Regions from separate parts of the Homo sapiens genome. Here region 1 is linked to region 2. Evidence: read pairs that join two places in POLR2A ChIA-PET (ENCODE). Cell type or tissue: B cell. All regions are shown on one strand. Links, peaks and the distances in the headings refer to the core of each region. The heading gives the core; the rest is flanking DNA.

Evidence for each region. ChIA-PET counts read pairs that join two places held together with the same protein. Peaks named below come from ENCODE experiments on the same cell type or tissue, not always from the same donor. Only the 100,000 strongest peaks of a DNase experiment are listed, where the experiment ranks them.
Region 1: POLR2A ChIA-PET joins it to region 2 with 7 read pairs; 8 of 35 experiments call an interaction of 5 or more read pairs at or near these places.

Annotation. Positions count from the first base shown.
Region 1 is chr11:95,210,151-95,217,943 of GRCh38, forward strand. The region is part of intron 1 of SESN3 (sestrin 3); the gene reads right to left. Among named protein-coding and RNA genes, the nearest start is that of SESN3, 17 kb to the right of the region's middle. In B cell, for the core only: no CTCF peak of the experiment used is centred there; no DNase peak of the experiment used is centred there; H3K27ac peaks cover 2,313 bases.
Region 2 is chr11:95,688,912-95,696,704 of GRCh38, forward strand. No RefSeq gene overlaps it. Among named protein-coding and RNA genes, the nearest start is that of FAM76B, 97 kb to the right of the region's middle. In B cell, for the core only: no CTCF peak of the experiment used is centred there; a DNase peak (open chromatin) is centred at 4,210; H3K4me3 peaks cover 627 bases.

The DNA of each region.
Region 1 (7,793 bases), core at 1,845-6,844, 480 kb before region 2:
AGTGGGAGGTGAACAATGAGAACACATGGACACAGGGAGGGGAATATCATACACCGGAGCCTGTAGGGGGTTAGGGGAGGGATAGCATTAGGAGAAATACCTCAGGTAGATGACAGGTTGATGGATGCAGCAAACCACCATGGCACATGTATACCTATGTAACAAACCTGCACGTTCTTCTTGCACATGTATCCCAGAACTTAAAGTACAATTAAAATATATATGTATATGGCACTCTACCTTGAAAAAGAAAATTGCTTATGGAAGTGGTTACTGCAAGGCCTACAGCCTGTAAGTTATGAAGCAGCAGAAGGATGATCTGAAATAAGACGTAACAATGTAACACCAGATATGAATGGATGGAGCTCATAATACACTGGTGAACTAAGGTGGAGGGTAGATGTTTGAAGTATGTATCCTAATACACAAAATTCACTGATATGCTCAAATCATTCCCTAATACATCAATTAAAACAAATTTTCATTAAGTGTTACAGCAGAACTGTGAGCATTTTGCATTCTACCACTACATCACTTAAGCATAGCTCTTATTAAAACAGAAAGGAAGACTAAAGAAACTTATTATTCCAATATACTAGATTCAAGACTCTTTAATAAACAGTTTGTATTTTTAAAAAGTTAATTTGACAAAGTTCACAGGCAAGATAAAGGGAATGAGAAAAACCCAAACTTGGTAAATCTGCTTTTAATTAGGACATAGAGTTCAGTATAAATAATACTCTATAAACATTCTTCTTTATATCAAAGGTTTGGCCAGACTAAAAAAAAGGAAAAAACAAAAGCAGCTAGTTTACAATTACACTTGCATTATGTGAAAAATTCAGAGAAAAAGATACCCAGTTTTATCAAGAGAAATGATAAGATGCTCTGACACAATTATAGTGGAAAAGAATAATAAATATCCCAGATAATCATTAATTACTTCCTGGTGCATAGAAAAGTATTCCAGTTCATGCAATCATGTAAACAAGCCAATCATAGCTTCATGTAGAAACTTGGGGCATCTCACCCTCTTTATTCTAGAAAGCCTGTCTCTCACTGCCCCTCGTTGTTCATTCTGTTCCAGAATACAACTTCCAAGTGCACTGCATGGTGTGCAGTGTCCTCTTCCCCTGGACTGTGAGTATATGTGACTAATAAACCACTGTTGATCTCATCTGTCCAGTGTTAGGTATTATACGTTCAGCCACCCCCATGACCCAAGAGTGGCAGTCCCTCCCACAGCAGTGGGTGAATAGAAGGCTATTAAAATAGGCAGTGAGAATATTATATGAATAAATATCTGTAAAGCTCTTAAGAGTGTGACATCATCTATACAACTATAAAAGGCTCATGCCTATAATCCCAGCACTTTGGGAGGCCAAGGCGAGTGGGCCACGAGGTCAGGAGTTTGAGACCAGCCTGGCCAATATGGTGAAACCCCATCTCTACCAAAAAAAAATACAAAAATTGGCTGGGCATGGTGGCGCACGCCTGTAGTCCCAGCTACTCAGGAGGCTGAGGCAGGAGAATCACTTGAACCCGGGAGGCGGAGGTTGCAGTGAGTCGAGATCACACCACTGCACTCCAGCCTGGGTGACAGAGCAAAACTCCGTCTCAAAAAAAAAAAGTAACTGCTGTTATTAGAATTATGCAATACTGAGTTCCTTAGTATAACACAACTAGACAACATGTTTAGAAATTGTCTTACAAGCTAAAGAAAAGATTTACAGAATAGGCTGGGTTTAGAAAACTATCAATTGGCTCAAAGTAGGTCATTAATTCGATATTTTGTTCAACAAATGACCCATCCTATTAGAAATGGAAAATAAAATTGGAAAGTAAAGCCACTTAAGTAAAAAACACCCATTTATAAAATAACTGGTTATAGATACTCTATAATGTTATCTATAACACATTTTGCATTTTTGAGAATTCAAATATATATTTTTAAAAATCATTAAAAATAGTCCACTGAAACCACATACCTAAGCCTTAAACATAAGAACAAGTATTTAATATTTAACTACCCTTCTTTTCCATACAGTAATGTATTAAATTAACTGAAACATTATCCATGCTTTCACAAGTGAAGATACATAATAATCTATTAACCTCTACAAAAAGTCAAAAGGTATAGTTTTCCATTTTTAGCTATCTTTATAATTATTTAGAAAACATCTTTCTCTCTAACCACAGAGTAAGCTCTCTAAAACCTAGGACAGACTCCATACACCTTTTTTAAGTCTTCAAAAATCCTAGCATACATATTAATTAAATAATTCTAAAATTACATTATATTATAAAGTAGCCATCTTTTTCTATTTCAGTTCCTAATAGATAATATCTCTAGATTAACACACAGTGCTCAGATTATATATTTAAATTCCTGAAATTTATACAGTAAGTTTTATTATCTACCATATGGTATAAAAGTAGAGCAATACAATTGCAGCTATCTCTTGAATTCATAATTAAGGAAACAAACTAATATTCTGATGAAATATTAATAAGCACATCAGATTCCTAAAGAGAATGATTGATATGACAACATAAAAAAATATGCTATAGATAGGCACAGTACCTTCATTCATTTCCAGATTGTATTGATCTATGTCTACGCATCTGAGCCCTCATTAGCCTCCTACACACACATTATTATTCCCTTGGTGATTTACCCATAGCTACTTTGGATATCTATTAAACCTGTGAACATTTGTCTTTATCTCAATGCATCTTTAATTTGCCATCTCATTTGAATCTGCTCTCTGTACTATCCATCACTTAAATTATCTCTTCTTCTCTATTATTTCAAATCAGTAATAGCTTTTTAAACTTTTATAAAATATGTGTTTATTGCTAAAAACAAAGGACAATGAAGTAGATGGTAAAAATAATCTCCTGTAACCCCACCACCCAGAAATTAATACTGTTAATTTTGGATTCCTTATTTATCTTTTTTTAAATGAAAACAAAAATCTTCATAGTCCTAAAAAATAAAAAAAAACCTTGGTCTTTTCCAATCAATAACATATTGTGGATGTCTGTCCACTTCTATACATAGATCAGTTGCCCAGTATTCCACTGTATTTATGTCACATAATTTGTTTAACCAATTCCCTCATTAACAGTAACCTCAGAGTATTAAGCATTTACTGATGATATTTTAAAGATGAGAGCTGATTCAATTGAAAATGACCCCTATACTGAGATAAGATTTAGTCAAGGGGCAAACAACTTTACAAAGGAAAAAGACAAAGTAAGATTACCGATGACAATGTGGTCTTATTCTCTAGCTTCTAATATACAGCACTGTCATTGACCTTTACTGAAAGCTAGGTGAACAAGCAGCTAGAATCAAAGGGCTCTGCCTTTAAGTAAGTGTGGATGCAAAAGAGAACAAGGGAGGCAGGCTGCCAGTGGAGTCTTTTAAATAGGATAGGTGATCTGTAGACCCCAAATCGTAGGAGTTGGCTGAAAAAAAACTGGCATAATTTGTTAAGCTTTTATTTTTAATCGTTATTGCTTCCAGTGTTCCATGAGATAGCTCTGTTTAAATGTAATTATGAATGACCCATAATTTAGTCAGTATTTTTATTCTTTATGAGAGTAAAATTACAACCAGAGCTAGGCAACTCTTTTTTTCTCAGGCATGGACCCAATCCTATATCTAAGCTTCTCTAGTTCTCTATCAATCTGAAGATAATAATTATCATTCATTAATTCAGAGAAGGAATTCGGTAACATTTCAAAATACTCAAATAAAAAGTCCTATGTAAAAAAGAAAAAAGAAAAAAAGATAAAAGTTCTGCTACCTTAACCAGTCATGCAATAACTGACAGGAAATATTCTCATACCTTACTTTTGCCATACTGCTATTTTAGACCATGAAAATGCTTTTTAAATTTTCTTTTTTCATGAGATTCAAAGTCAAAAGCTGACTGTCCATTGCCATGGAGACAGTTCTATTTAAGGTACTATATTAGCCCTTTCCTCACAGAAGGATAGAAAAATGGTCACTAGAAAAGCATCACCTACCATGGTTTAGAATTAAGTAATTACATATGCTTCTGGGGCAGCCCATGCGTAAGGAACTTTGGAATTAAAGTGGGGTAATTTAATACAGCCTGTTATTCACATAAGTAACATCAATACAGGTTAAATTGTAGTATTAACTTAGAGGTAATATGAGGAAAACACCCATTACCTCAAAATTAGATACAACCAAAGAACAAAATAAAATGACTTATAGTTACTGTCCTAGATAGAACTGCAACTAACTGAAACAATCTTTGCTTTTCAAAGAGCAATCTTCTATTTACCTATGGTCCATATATAATACACATGGCTTGGGTTTCTTCTGTTTCAATTTGTAGGCCTCCTGTCTCCAAATGGAGACTTTCTGACACTCCATTTTTAATTGAAGAGTAAGCTACTATAGGTGAAAGAGAACATCCATAATTTATATATATATATGTATTTAATATTGTCCAAGAGATTCAAAAGAATTTTTAAAAAACAACATATCAATCCCAAATCTGTCATCAGGACAAATGTTATCATTTCTTCTTTGATTAAAAAAAGTTTTCTTTATGAAAGCTTAAAATATCAATCTTCCTTGAAATAAAAATAATCTAAGATGGAAAGACCTACCAGAGTCTACCAATGTTAGTGCCAAAACGCTTATTTTTATGTAAGCAAGCACGTCCAAGAGATATTTTCACTTGATTTGTCGTAAACAAGCTTTCAAAACCCAATTCCTTTTTCCCCAAGCTAAAGTTCAGAATGTAGCAACAATAAAATAAGACATATTTTTCTTACAGTGAGAGCATATTATATCTGAAGGTCTCAAATCTGCATTTTGTAAAATAGGCAAAAGGAATCTTCCTGATTCTAGCACTGGCGCTGCCAATATCATCTCAAACAACTGATAATGCATGTTGAAACTGAAGTGGATGTAAACAATTTTCATTTGTGGAAGCATTTGGTTAATACTACTAGACTGGTGGTACTAAATTCTTAGAGTATTAGAATCACCTGGAAGGCCTGTTACACTACAGATGGTTGGGTCCCATCCCCAGAATTTCAAAAGATTCAGCAGGTCTAGGGGTGGGGGGTGGGGTAATAATCTAACAAACTCCCAGTTGATACTGATGCTGCTGGTTCTAGAACCACACTGCAGAACCATCGTCCTAGACATGAAACAAACTGATTTGCCTACGGAATTGTTATTCTTTGCTGGTTAATACTTCAACCTTTCTCAAAATGAAACATTTTAAATAAAACGATAGCTACGGTCTGGGGGAGGGGAAGTAGGAACAGTCAATCATAGCAATTTGGGAAAGATATTAATTCAATGAAGACCGAGTTGATTCCTAAAAATTGTTATCTAGTTTGGTGTACTGCTGAATTACAATGACATTCAGGAAAGTAAATACCTGACATGTAGTAAACGGTCTGTGTCCCCTATGAATTCAACTGACCTTGACAAACAAATATCTATCATAAAATAATGAAGAGGAACTTAGTATTTGAATGTGAATTTTTCCTAGAAATAACTGTAAACCAATTATGTGTCACACATGCTCTAGAAAAGGTATGTATCAAGTTTCTGTGAATCCAATCTAGCTTTTCCACTGATTTATGTCTTCATTTTAGAAATCCTTGGCCGGGCGCGGTGGCTCACGCCTGTAGTCCCAGCACTTTGGGAGGCCGAGGCGGGCGGATCACGAGGTCAGGAGATCGAGACCATCCTGGCTAAAACGGTGAAACCCCGTCTCTACTAAAAATACAAAAAATTAGCCGGGCATGGTGGTGGGCGCCTGTAGTCCCAGCTACTTGGGAGGCTGAGGCAGGAGAATGGCGTGAACTCGGGAGGCGGAGCTTGCAGTGAGCCGAGATCCCGCCACTGCACTCCAGCCTGGGCAACAGAGAGAGACTCCATCTCAAAAAAAAAAAAGAAAAAAAAAAAAAAAGAAATCCTTTATCTTAAATTGATTGATATACAATAGACAGCACACTGCATTTTAGTTTCTAAGTGCTCTACACCTTCTGTCAAATAGTTGATGATCCATAAACAATAAAATGTGTTAAGATGACTATAAAGGTAGAACAAAAAGAAATGGCCTTTTATAGTAACAATGGACTCCTCTTTGACAGTCATGTAATGTATACCTATCACTGAAAAGGAAATGGACAGGTTAGGACTGCTAGAGGACATATTACTTCATTTTTGTGATATCATGGCACTTTTTATGAATGATAACACAGTAGTTTATTAAATGCAAAATTTACTAAATATACACTGTCACAATGAGTTCAAATTTTAGTAGCACTCTAAAATGAAAAATGAAATGCTTCAGCACATTGATGGCAACATTCTAGGTAATTTCTTATTCAGTGTTTTTAAAAATCCAATTGTTTCTATAAATAATCTATATCTAACTACAAATGGAGTTATATCATTGAGGTGCTTATTATCAATTCATTCCATTTTCCACTGTGACAAATATGTTTTCCACAACAGCTCTAATAAAAATCTAATAATTAGTAAAGGAAGTAAGATAAAATCACATAGATATTAGCAATAATTAGTAAAGGAGGCAAGATAAAAAAAAAAAACCACACAGATGTCTTGTAGTTTAAAAGTTTAACATCAATTAAGAGTAAAATACTGGCCAGGCATAGTGGCTCACACCTGTAATCCCAGCACTTTGGGAGGCTGAGGCAGGTGGATTATGAGGTCAGGAGTTCGAGACCAGCCTGACTAATATGGTGAAACCCTGTCTCTACTAAAAATACAAAAACTAGCTGGGTGTGGTGGTGCATGCCTGTACTCCCAGCTTCTCAGGAGGCTGAGGCAGGAGAATCGCTTGAACCCTGGAGGTGGGGGTTGCAGTGAGCCACGATCATGTCACTGCACTCCAGCCTGGACAACAGAGCAAGACTCTGTCTCAAAAAAAAAAAAAAAAGTAAAATATTTTCCACTACTATATGCTTATACATCATGTGAATTTGTTTTTTAAAACCACATGTGTTTAGACTAGTGATACTTCACAAGATAAAAGACAGATAAGAAAGGTCACCCATATCAATGTATGCTTTTTGTGCATTTAATTCTCCCATATGTAATCATAAAACTGCACAACTATAACAAGAGTTAGTCAGGGGACTCCCTGTCAAATATAATTTGAAGCATACATTATTAAACTACTTAACTGTCAGCCACTGTAGCTCATGCCAGTAATCCCAGCACTTTGGGAGGCCAAGGTGGGTGGATCACTTGAGGTCAGGAGTTCAAGACCAGCCTCGCCAACATGGTGAAATCCCCGTCTCTACTAAAAATACAAAAATTAGCCGGGCACGGTGGTGGGCACCTGTAATCCCAGCTACTTGGGAGGCTGAGGCAGGAGAATTGCTTGAACCCGGGAGGTGGAGGTTGCAGTGAGCTGAGATGGTGTTGCTGCACTCCAGCCTGGGCGACAAGAGCCAGACTCCGTTTAAAAAAAAAAAAAAAAAGCTTAATTGTCAATCCTCATTTCAAAGGAAGAATTCTGACTGAATAGGGCTTGAATCTTGCACACTGCACTAGTTATGTCATGGCTTGATCTGGGTATCATTAGATCCCAACCATGGAACGCATCATATACTGATGCTTTCACAAATGTGCAACCTAGATAATGGTGCCATATTACTTACATTGATTAAATGCTCAGTGTGCAATTTTAAAAGATTATCCCTATAAAAAGTATTCTGAATGACTTGATTTTCCATTTTTAAATTACTGACATCCA
Region 2 (7,793 bases), core at 1,222-6,221:
AACCTCCTCTGAACTGCTGAAAAGTTTACGAGGTCTAAAATACCATCATGTTTTTCTTCCTCCCTCATCGTCACCTGGTTTAAACTTCAAGGTGTGTTCTTTGAAAAACACTTGTTTCCAGTGACTCATTTTGAAATCACTGATTTCATCTTCCTTGTTCTTTGCAAAGCCAGGAAAAGAGATCAAGACCACATTGTTTTCACCTTCAAAAACACTTGCCCTGTAACCGGAAGAGTCCAGAACTGTTTTTGTTAATTCGTTGAATAATGTGTTCTTGTTTCATCTTTTCACAAGAGCAGAAATCCACTCTCAGAATAGGGCTCCCTGCTTGCCATCTGCTTATCCACCAGCAATTTTCAACCAACCTGTTTGGAAAGGATTCACTTATGCAGTCAACACATTTATTGAGCATCTACTTTGTACCAGACACTGTTCTACATTCTGAGAATACAGAAATGAGATAGATGCAACATTTTGTCCTTAGAGTTTTTACTTTAATGAGAGAGATATAATGAAAAACATACAAATAAAAATGATTATTCTAGATAGTGAAAACACTCATGAAGAAAAATTTAAAAGGGTGGCATAGCATAGAGTGAGTCAGGTGAAAGATTTCTTTAGATTGGGTGGTCAGGGACAGCTTTCTGAGGAGGAAACATTTGAGCTGAGATTAGAATGTTAATGAGACAGCAATGACAGGATTTGGAGGAAGAGTCCCAGAAGAGCCTTAAGATGAGAACAAAATTGGTGGGGATGAGGAATGGAAAGGAGGCAGATGCAGCTGGAAAGGGATAAGGGAAGAGAAAACAGTTGATGAGGTCAGAGATGCTATTAGGGCCCAGCACCTGTGGTAGAGAATTTTAATTTTATCCCAACTGCAGTGAAAAGACATTAAAGAATTTTGAGGCTGCTGTTTAGAGAGCTGATTACATATTGGCAAAAATGGAGCAGAAAGACCAGTTAGGGGCAACTGCAGTAGTTCAGGTGAGAAATTACAATGCCTGGACTAGGTAGTCCACGAAGATGGGAGGAAGTAAATGTCTTTCATGATAGAACAGCCAGCATGTGCTCATAAATTGCACGAAAAAAAATGGGACTGGATTGTTATGCTAGTGACATTTTCTGAATTCAGGAAGACTAGGAGAGAATAGATTTGGGAGAGGGATGGGAAATCAAGTGAAGTATTGGAAATGTTGACTTGGAGATTCCTATTCATCATCTAAACAGAGATGTCAAGAAGCTGACTGTACAAGAGGTCAAAGAAGGGGTTCATAGCTGAAGATATGTAGAGTATCTCATAAGACCCCTGAGGGCACACCCCTTGCAAAGCCCAACCCCAGATTTCAAACACAGTCTTTCCCAGTTTCGCATTGGGAAACTGGAATGGGAAGCTGGGCAAGATTGCGTAATGGGAAACCGGGAAAGACTGTGTTTGAAATCTGGAGTTTAACTGATCCTATCTTAGTATTAATTCTCCATTAAAGTACTTAGTCTCCATCTGATTTCCCTCTAAATGGGGTCTTTATAAGCTCTCTTCCTTTGTTACCAGGGTCTTCTTAAATGCAAACAGAATAGGCACCTACACCAAACAGAATGAAGTTGCAAGTATTCTTAAGTGAGAAGATAACTTGCATTCTAAGACAAGCTAGATGACATCCACAGAGTTCTTAAGAAGGATTGTTTCCAACAACAGTCTGACCTACTGACTCTTTCACCAGTCTTCACCTCTTCTTCATCCACCACTTGCACTCTTTATTTTCCCTTTTGAGGAACCTATCTGTCTTTATTTCAACCAACAGCCACCTAGTCAACCCTTGGATGTTAAAAGTTTACTCATCTCGAGATATATTTGCTTTTTACCTGGGAGACTGAAGAGGCAACAGATCTTGAAGATCAAATAAATGACTCTCAGATAGTAGGATTTCAAGTAGGACCTCTCTAATCTCAACGCATGGGCTGGTTCCTTTCCTGTGGCCTGCTCTGTCCATTTTTTTTTTCATATTTTCCATCTTAAAAATTCCCCTCCCCAGGAAACTGTGACACATGCTACAACATGGATGAACCAGGAGGATATCATATTAAGTGAAATAAACAAATCACAAAATGACAAATGCTGTATGATTCCACTTAGATGAGGTACCTAGAGTAGTCAAACTCCTAGAAACAGAAAGTAGAATGACGGTTGTCAGGGGCTGGGAGGAGAAAGAAACGAGGAATTGTTATTCACAGGTAACAGAGGTTCAGTTTTGCAACATGAGAAAGTTCTGGAGATTGGTTGCACAAGAACATGAATATACTTAACACTTCTGAACTGCACACTGAAAAGCGGTTAGAATGGCGAATTTTATGTGAAATCACAATTTGGAGGTGTTTTTTAATTATTAAAGCTAAAAGAGCAAGTCAGAGAGATGTGAAGCATAAAAGGGATTCAACACGCTGTGGCTTTGAAGATGGAGGAGTCTGCAGAATGAAGAATTCATGTGGCCTCTGTAGGGTGGGCTCAACCAGCAAACAGGAACCTCAGTCCTGTAAACATGAGAAACTATGAGGAACTGAATTATGACAACCTGAAAGAACCTGGAAATGTAGTCTTCCCCAGATCCTGCATATAAGAGCCAGTCTAACACCCTGATTTCAGCCTTGAGAGACCCCCAGCAGAGAACACAGTTGAGTAATATACAGATCTGTGAGAAAATAAATGGACATTTTACACCACTAAAAAAAAGATCCCTTGTTTTAACCTCAAGCTCCTCTCTTCCATGAGCTACCATCTCATTTCTCCTTTACAGACATACTATTTGACATTCAGTATCTACTTCATCTCTTTCATTGCTTATACTTTCCCCCAAAATGTCAGTGACTTTCTTTAGTTCCCAGTTCCAATGGGCATTCTAAACGTTTTCTATTACTTGACCTTTGTGGTACTTGATGCTCCTGACTACTTAGTCCTTTATGAAATATTTTCTCCCTTGGATTCTGTAACCCACTCTTCTGGTTTCTCTAACCTCTTTTGCTGTTTCTTCCCGAGCTCCTTTGTAGATTCTACTGTCTCTAGTTAACTCTCAAATTTGTTGTCCTCCAGGGCTCTTTTATTTACCCTAGCTTCTCTCCTTCATGTACTCTTTCTGGGGATTTTTATCCTCATTCACAACTTCCACTCTTACCTATGTATGTTATTATTGGCTCCAAACATATTTCTCTGGCTTGTACCTCTTGGCTAAACTCCAGATCTGTATATCCAACTGTGTATGGGGCATCTCCACCTAGAAAGCCCAAAGATCTTCAAATTAATATGTCTAAATCATTCTTTCCTTATCAAAGCTGCACCTTTTCCTGCATTTGCCATCTTGATGAATATCAGTCTTCCAAATTTAATCACTCAAACTAGAAGACAAGAGATGTTGTCTATACTCCTCTTTGCCCCTCAAAACCTCTGCCACAATCCATCCACTTATCCAATTCTAAGAGATTCCACCTCCAAACTGTCTCTTGAATATGTCCCCATCCCACCCTTCTATATCTACTGTTACTTTCTTAGTCCGTGATCTAATCACTTCACACTTGATTATGGCAATTGCTTCCTGTTTTCTTATTTCCTAAATTGTCACCCTATTTTCAGTTTGCCCCACTGCAATTCATTCTCCACCCTGGAGCAATCTTTCTAAAATGCAATTTTCTTCATTAAATTCCTTTAATAGCTCTGCATTTGTTCAGGATAAAGCTCAAATTCTTTTTCTTAGTATCTAATGCCTTACAAGATATGGCACTTGCCTAATTCACAAACTATCCCTCTGTCTATGTACATACTTGGGACATACTAAATTCTTACCAACTTAGTAATATGTCAAGCTGTTTCTTATCTGCACTCCTTTGGACATGTTTTGCTTATCCATAATTACCAACTCATTCTTCAAATTTTAGCTTAGTTATTATTCCCTTGAAATATCTATTCTACTTAAACAATTCAACAAGCAAAAAACAAATAACTCCATTAAAAATAGGCAAAGGGGCCAGGCACAGTGGCTCACTCCTGTAATCCCAGCACTTGGGAGGCCAAGAGGGGCAGATCACTTGAGATCGGAAGTTTGAGACCAGCAGACGCTCTCAAAAGAAGATATACAAGTGGCCAGCAAACATGAAAAAATGCTCAGCATCAGTAATCATCAGAGCAATGCAAATCAAAACCACAATGAGATACCATCTCACACCAGTCAGAATGGCTATTATTAAAAAGTCAAAAAACAACAGATGCTAGCGAGACTGCAGAGAAAAGGGAACACTGTTGATGGGAATGCAAATTAGTCCAGCCACTGAGGAAAGCAGTCTGGAGATTTCTCAAAGAACTTAAAACATTAAAACAGAGCTATTATTTGACTCAACAACCCCACTGCTGGGTATATACTCAAAGGAAAATAAATCATTCTACCAAAAAGACACATTCACTCGTATGTTTATTGCTGCACTATTCACAATAGAAAAGACATGGAATCAATCCAGGTGCCCATCAATGGTAGATTGGATAAAGAAAATCTGGTACATATGCACCATGGAATACTATGCAGCCTTAAAAAAGAATAAAATCATGTCCTGTGCAACAACATGGATGCAGTTAGAAGCCATAGTACTAAGAGAATTAATGCAGGAACAGAAAACAAAACACTGCATATTCTCACTTACAAGTGGTAGCTAAATATTGAGCACACATGGACATAAATATGGGAACAACAGATGAACAATAGACACTGGGAACTACTAGAGGGGGGAGTTCAAAAACTACCTATTGGGTACTATGCTCACTACCTCGGATGATGGGATCCATACTCCAAAATTTATCATCATGCAATATTTACATGTAACAAACCTACACCTGTACCCTCTTGTGTCTAAAATAAAAGTTGAATTTTTTTTTAAAAAATTAAATCAATGGTATTTTCTCTTTCTCCCAACAACTGATGTGCACACCTGGTCAATTAAGCAGTTATCTTCCCAGCAATTCTAACGCTTACACATGTGGATGTTCAAATAAAATATCATAAAGCTAGTTTCAGACTCTATTTTGAAAAGTAGCTCTTTCTTTTAATCATACTTGGAATTTTAAAATTTGTGGCAGAATGACCCAGAAAAAGGGTACTAGAAGGAGTACAGTGAATTTATCGAATGCTTCAGTGGGGTGCAGCAAGTTGAGCATTTAAGACTCTGAGCTCTCATCCCCATTTCAAGCTTTGTAGCATCACTTTGATCTATCTTACTGCTTTGGAATATGTTATTTGGGGAAAAAAATTTTACTTGAAATAAAGTTAGAAAACTATTTGGATTATAAAAGTGAATTTTCTATGATCTGTGTATGAACCTATTTTCCTTTTGGGAAATTTCCTTGTGGACCCTCCTTGCACATCTGCTACTTGAAACAAGGTTGTTCTTCTTTTGTTCACCAGATTCTTTCTGCAATTCGCTGAGGACTATAAGCCTGAAATAGAAAATAGATTTATAGCTTTATTATAATGCAATACTTTGAATTTAGGCACAACTAATATGTTTGAATTGTCTCCGCAGGATTGTTGGGTTAGAGATACAGAATAGTGGCCCTGAAGTTACCCTCCCTGTGTTTACATTGTAGCTCTGCTAATTTCTAGTTGTGTGACCTTAGAAAAATCAGCTCATCTCTGTGCACCTCTAGCTCCATCTCTGTAAAATGAAGTTAATAACAGAAGCTATTTTATAGCACTGTGGTAAGGATTAAATGAGTTAATATATGTGAAGCTTTCTGAAGAGCCCTTGGCACATAGTACTGAGCTCAGTAATTGATAGCTGTTGTACTATTATTATTACTTACACATGGACATCCCAATCCTTGAACGTATGGTATTATTCATAAGGGCCAGCACTATTCCTAGCCAGCTCCATAAAAATGAGAGCTGTATGGTTTTCTCTTCTTAGCAGCCTGAAGCAACAAAGCATACATCTAGTCCTTGCCTTTATGGATATCCACTTGCAGGACTGGAAATTCTTGCCTGATCAATCACTGTAGAACTCAATTGTTTAAGAACTCAGAAGCTTCCAGAATAATGCTCATCTATCCTCTCTACCTTGTATGTGCTGTTCCCTGCCTTTGAGATCCTCTCTTGTCTTCTCCATTGGACCAGAAGAGGATAGAAGGTGGCCCTAAACCTTGCTTTTGTTTTTCTTATATTAGGACACAAAGTTGAGTAAGAGAGAGTCCCCTGGAAGACTTTCAGTTAAGAAGGAATGACAGTCCAGTGAACCTGTGGTTACAATAAAAGTTTAAGAGTTTTTATGGCAGTGGATAATATTTTTTAATTTATTAATGATTTTCTTCACTCTTCCTTGCATAAGGCTGTGCTCTACTAAACCAGATACACTGTTACCTCTAGGAAGATTTTGTTTTAACTAGAATGCAAAGAAAAGGCCACCATTCAGCATTTGATTTGCAACAGAGAATCATGAGGCCCATGGCAAAGCTGTGGTCATGAAAACCAGGGTTTTCTCAGAAATCAAGGTACTTCTAAAGGTAAACAACTTCTCTTTCCATATCAGGAGCAAAACTTGAAATTTGAAACATATGATTTTACTATAACCTTTAGATAGTAAAGCTTATATTATATTATATTATATTACTATGTTGTAAAGCTCTTATCTTTACTGTCTAAGTGAACCTTAGATAGTAAAGATAAACCTCCAAATTGTCTGAGTTTCAAGTAAAGCTTAGATAATAAAGACAAAAATTTTTCTTTAGAGAAATTTAAGGATTATGATTTAAGGGAAGTTGCCATCTATCCAAGGAGTAAAAATAAAGTGGAAAGGACCTCTGACTTGAGGGATAGAAATCAGACAGGGAGAGCTACAGAAGACTAGACAAGGGAGAAGATGATCATGAGTCCCTGAGTTTATCCCCAGCACAGGGGCCAGGTATATAGAGACTGGAGGGTTTTGCAGCAGCAGAAATTGCCACAAAACTCCAGGCACATTGAGACAGAACCCACAAGCATTTTTTCCATGCTAGTGCCCTGCTTTCCTAGGCTATCCAAGCTGGCCTTGGAGTGGTAGAACAACAAAGGGAAGTGTCCACAGAGACAGGCCTGCTATGGGACAACTGACTCCCATGGTGCTCATATGATGTGGAAGGAGTCCAGAAGCTCCTGAATGCCTCCGGGAATGTGGACCATGAGTGCTGGCTGGTGAACTTACTCAAGGCAACGATGGGCCAAGCTGGGGATGGAATGGAGTCACTGGGAATCTGAAGCACCGCGAGAGCCAGCGTGGGGCCTGATCAACAAGAGGTGATGGCCAAACACTTTGGATACTGTTTCAGAGCAACACGCAAACCATGTTTTCCTCTGCCCTCATACCACAACAACAATCATCAACACAGAAGAAGACTTCTGTGACCAAAGTGTGGGGGTTTTTCCCCGGGTATCCTCCAATCAGTTCTAACATTATGTACCCAGAAACAGCAACAGATATCACATATGGAGGGCTCAGTCCTACAAGTCTGCCCCCTTCTCCCACCAGCCTCAAGTCCAGGCCTCCAGAACTCCTGACCGATCAGCTTCAAGTTGGGGTTCCCATGACCCTATCTTTGGGTTTGATTTATTTATTAGAGCAGCTCATAGAACTTACAGAAACATATTTACTGGTATGTTATGAAGGATATTTTAAAGAATACAAATAAACAGCCAAATGAAGAGATACATAGGGAAGGTCTGGAAGCATGGACAACTGTGTCACAATGTGACTGTACAGAAAGGATATGACCTGAATAAACCCAGCAAGGC